Regions from separate parts of the Homo sapiens genome. Here region 2 is linked to region 1. A link is a loop called in an ENCODE intact Hi-C map of the cell type or tissue named here. Cell type or tissue: breast epithelium. All regions are shown on one strand.

Region 1 (2,500 bases):
TTATAATTACTCTTAAGTTTTTTTGATGATTAAAAATAGTGAAATTATAATCCACGATCTCAAAAGAAGTTGTTAAATGTAGAGCGTACATGTGTTTTACAAAACCACACAAAGACAGTTCAAGAAAATGATACTACAGACCAATATTCCTTATATGAACACAGACACAGAAATCCTCAACAAAATACCATATAGAAAATAAAACCCAGCATAATGGAGAAAGAATAATACACCAAACCAATTTGATTTATCCCAGGAACAAAAAGGTTGGTGCAGTTTTTGAAAGTAAATGTTATAGGTGTACACCATATTAATAACTTAAAATAACAGGCCAGGCACAGTGGCTTATGTCTGTAGTCCCAGCACTTTGGGAGGCCGAGGCAGGTGGATTGCTTGAGCCCAGGAGTTCAAGACCAGCCTGGGCAACATGGTGAATCCCCTTCTCTACAAAAAATACAAAAATTAGCATGACATGGTTGTGCATGCCTGTAGTCCCAGCTGTAGGCTAAGGTGGGAGAATTGCTTGAGCCCAGGAGGTCAAGGCTGCGGTGAGCCGCGATCGTGCCACTACACTCCAGCCTGGGCAACAGAGTGAGACCGTTTCTCAAAAACAAAACAAAACCCAAAGCCACATGATTCTATCATTTGATGCAGAAAAAAAAAACTTTTGACAAAATTCAGTACTTTTCCATAATAAATGCTGTCAGCAAACTTGGAAGAGAAAGGAACTTCTTCAACCTGAAAAAGGGCATCTACAAAAAATCTACAGCTAACATTATACTGTAATATATAATGTTACAGTGGGGAAAGAATGAATGCTTTCCCCCATGATGGGAAACAGGCAATGATGTTTACTGTTACCACTCATATTCAAGATCATACTGGAAGTCCTAGCCGTTGCAAAAAAATTAATAGGAGACGTACAGATCAGAAATAAATAAAACTGTCCCTATTCGCATATGGCATGATTAGGTAGATAATCACATGGGAATCTATAAAAAACCTCCTAGAACTAATAAGTGAGTTAGCAAGGTTACAGGATATAAGGTCAACACACGATAACCAATAGTATTTTTATATCCTAGCAATAAATCATTGGAAATTAAAACAAAAAAACCAATATCAGTTATAACAGCACTCAAAAGAATGAAATTCTTAGATATAAATCTCACAAAACATGTATAGAATCTGCTCACTGAAAACTACAAAACACTGAAGTAAGAAATCAAAGATGACCAAAATAAGTAGACAGGCATTCTGTGTTCATTAGGATTGGAAAACTCAATATAGTTAAAATATTAGTTCTCCACAAATGATCTATAGGTTTAATACGATCCCAAAATCCTAGCAAGGTTTTTTTGTAGATAGAAGAATGCTGATTCTAAACTTTATATTAGCCAGGCAAAGGGCTAGTGATGGTTTATGGAGGTATGTTCCAGGGAGAGAGAACAATGACATGAAGTCACCCTTGTTTAGGGTAGAATGTGTGTGTGTGTGTGTGTGTGTGTTGAGGGGAGTGTTTCTGAGAGTATGATGGACTTCGTATCTCTTATCGGCCATGAGACTTTTGGCAAGCTACTTGTTCACTCAGGCCACAAGCAGATCTCCTGCAGGTCTCTCACTTGGGGATTGTAAGTTGGGGATAATGGTAGTATTACAGTGCTGGTGAGCCCACCATGCTCCCTAGCTCAGCGTCTCAAGACACCACGTCATCAAAGCCTGTTGGAGGTTGCTATGGTCTGAATGTTGGCATTCCCCCAAAATTCAGATGTTGGAACCTAACACCCAGTGTGATAGTATTAAGAGGTGGAGCCTTTTGGGAAGTAATTAAGTCATGAGGGCTCAGCCCTCATGAATGGGATTAGTGCCCTTTTAAAAGAGTTTGAAGGGAGTGTCCTTGCTCATTCTGCCATGTGAGGACACATAGAAAGTGCCGTCTGTGAAGAATGGGCCCTCACTCAGATACTGAATCTGCTGGCACCTGGATCTTGGAGTTTCCAGCCTCCAGAACTATGAGCAATAAATTTCTATTTATAAATTACCCATTTTGGCCAGGCGCGGTGGCTTACACCTGTAATCCCAGCACTCTGGGAGGCCGAGGCGGGCAGATCACAAGGTCAGGAGATCAAGACCATCCTGGCTAACACGGTGAAACCCGGTCTCAATGAAAAATATAAAAAATTAGCCGGGTGTGGTGGCAGGCGCCTGTAGTCCCAGCTACTCAGGAGGCTGAGGCAGGAGAATAGCGTGAACCCAGGAGGCGGAGCTTGCAGTGAGCCAAGATTGCGCCACTGCACTCCAGCCTGGGCGACAGAGCGAGACTCCGTCTCAAAAAAAAAAAAAAAAAAAAAAATTACCCTTTTTACGGTATTTGGTTATAGCAACCAGAACAGACAACAGACTGATAGTGATACAGAATATCTCTGGAATGATACAAGTTGGGGAGCTGGGTGGCCGAGGGCCAGGGTGTCAGGGAGACATTTTCTGCTGTATAACTGTT
Region 2 (2,500 bases), 52 kb before region 1:
ACTTACTGGCAGAATGGTTCAGAAATTTTGATGCGCTTTTTAAATCAAGTTTCTCGCAGTGTGTTTTCTGTCCAGTACTTCATCTTGCTTCTGTCCCACGTTGTCTAAAACAATGAGTTTAACATTGTATTCTTCGGTTTGTTGTGCATGTGTATATTTCCCTGGTCACCCGCATGTGTGCTACTGTGATTGTTATGCAGCTCAGCTCATGTGTCTTCAACCACTGACCTTTCTAGATAATGCCTCTTTTTTCCTGAAATAGAGCCCTTAAGGACAACTTCTCTGAATAGTTCTGAGTCTGAAGACCTGCTTTCATCCACTGCACAGACAGCTTTGTACCCAGATGAGTGGGCTAATGTACTGGTGACTTCAGTTCTCTGAAGCTGTTTTCTTAGAGTGATAACCTTGTAGAGATCTGTTAAGACAGAAAAGAGAGAGATTGAGCCAATATTGTTTTTTCCCAGATAGGGAAAGTGTCTGCCCTATACTGTACCAGGTACCAGGTTCTAGGTGCTGGAGACACAGTAAATAAAAGGCCTGCTTCTGGGGGGCTTAAATTTCCATGAAACACTGAATTTATTTTGTGATTTAGTCATTGATGGCTGTTATTTAGGATTAGATTCAGCTGCATGTGACATAAAACCTGAGATAACATAATGGCTTAAACAAGACTGAGGGTTATTTCTCTCCTGTAAATGAAATCTGGAGGTGTAGGTAGTTGAGGACTGGAAATTAGAGCCCTGGGAAGACAGCTGGAGGACCTTGCTCCTTTGTGCTTACTGCTTTGTCATTTCTAGGGTGTGGTTCTCTTCCTCCTGACTGAGAGCTCTAGCCTTCACATCCGTGTTCCAGTCAGCAGGATGGAGGAAGAGAAATGCAGGGCTGCAGGGGCTGCTGTCTCTTAAGGAGGCTGGGAAATGTAATCTTTACTTTGGGTTGCCATGTGTTCTAAATATCAAAGTTCAGTTTGGTTATAAGGAGGAAGAGGAGAGAGGACACCGTAGGGCAGCTAGCAATTGCTGGAACCATGTCCCACGACTCTGGTTGGTTTTCCATTGGCCTCTCTGCTGTCACCACCCCTTCTCAGATGTTTGGAATGGTAGCCACGTCTTTGTGTTGTATGTTGGAGGAGCCTTTGTTAGTACTGGGTTTAGGCTACATTTTAATAAAGCAGTTGGCTATCCTCTTGCCCAGAGGACTCTTGCTTTCCAGATTAATTGGACTCTAGATGTTATATGGAAGGAGTGAAGGGCTGTTATTCAACCTGGTTTCCAGTCCAACACCAGTCTCCATTCTTATGATTTTGGAAAGCTGCTCCATGGCCGGCCAGTCTCTTTTAGGGTTAGGTTCCCAGTGGTTTTGTGTCTGTGGCAGCTGTTTGGCTGCAGGGATCATCTGAGTGAAAGGGAAAGCATCCCCTATAGCCACCAGAAGGTGGCGCTTTTTTGTACTTTAGTCTTCTCTTTCTTGTTTTATATATGGGGCTTTTCTTATGCTTATGTAGGACTATGGGGTCTTCTCAGGACTGTGAAACCAATAAATGAGGTAGGAGGGAAAAGTTGAGAGAGAAGCAGCAGCAGCAGTGAAGATGCTCTGTGATCTTCTTGTACCCACTCCCATCTGATTCCAAAGGGAAGCCCCAAGTGGGCTGATGTCCCCTGCTGTGAAATACTCACCATCTGGAGAGAAATTGTTAACACTGCAGTATGTGTATACCCAAGAAAAAATGCACGTTTTACTATCCAACTTACATGGTCCTTCCTCTTTTTAATACTGCCTTTTCACTCATGTTATGTATATTTGCTCTGCTTTCCAAATTGCTTTCTAAAATGCTAAGTTGGCCAGGCGCAGTGGCTCAATGCTTGTAACCCCAGCACTTTGGGAAGCTGAAGTGGGCCAATTGGTTGAGACCAAAAGTTTGACACCAGCCTGGGCAACATGGCGAAACCCTGTCTCTAAAAAAATTTAGCCAGTCATGGTGGTACATGCCTGTAGTCCTGGCTACTCGGAGGCAGACAAATTGATTGAGCCCAGCAGGTCGAGGCTGCAGTGAGCCATGATTGTGCCACTGCCCCGCAGCCTGGGCAACAGAGCCAAGACTCTATCTCAAAAACAATTAAATAAATAAAATAAAATGCTAAGTTATTTAAAAATGTGAATTTCCTATTGTTGGGCAGCCACAATTAAGTCATTCCTTTAGAGCGTGAATAATCTAGGGCTTCTGAACTATTTTCTCCTCATGGCACAGGTAAAAAACAGCAGAAAAGTTTACAGTGCACGAGGTAATGGGGTGGAGGTTCGTGGAGCCAGCTGTCTGAACTTCCTGCCTCCACCTTCCAACCGTAGCTTAGCTTACCTGTGAGCCCTTCCAGGCTCTGTGCTTCTCACTGTCTGGGAAGCCCTAGTTGAGTGCCTCACGAGATCTTCGGGCATTAGATCTTGCCCAGTTAAGCCATTGTATATTTTATTGATTTGAAGATTTGTTAAAAGTGCTTTTAAA

What was found. Peaks named below come from ENCODE experiments on the same cell type or tissue, not always from the same donor. Only the 100,000 strongest peaks of a DNase experiment are listed, where the experiment ranks them.
Region 2: it touches region 1 in a loop (17-fold over the local background); 11 of 110 quality-filtered maps call a loop at or near these places.

Annotation. Positions count from the first base shown.
Region 1 is chr16:66,687,536-66,690,035 of GRCh38, reverse strand. All of the region lies in intron 1 of CMTM4 (CKLF like MARVEL transmembrane domain containing 4), which reads left to right. Among named protein-coding and RNA genes, the nearest start is that of CMTM4, 8.0 kb to the left of the region's middle. In breast epithelium, no CTCF peak of the experiment used is centred here; no DNase peak of the experiment used is centred here.
Region 2 is chr16:66,739,067-66,741,566 of GRCh38, reverse strand. The region is part of intron 4 of DYNC1LI2 (dynein cytoplasmic 1 light intermediate chain 2); the gene reads left to right. Among named protein-coding and RNA genes, the nearest start is that of DYNC1LI2, 11 kb to the left of the region's middle. In breast epithelium, a CTCF peak has its summit at 1,429 (motif pointing right); no DNase peak of the experiment used is centred here; H3K4me3 peaks cover 165 bases; H3K27ac peaks cover 1,322 bases.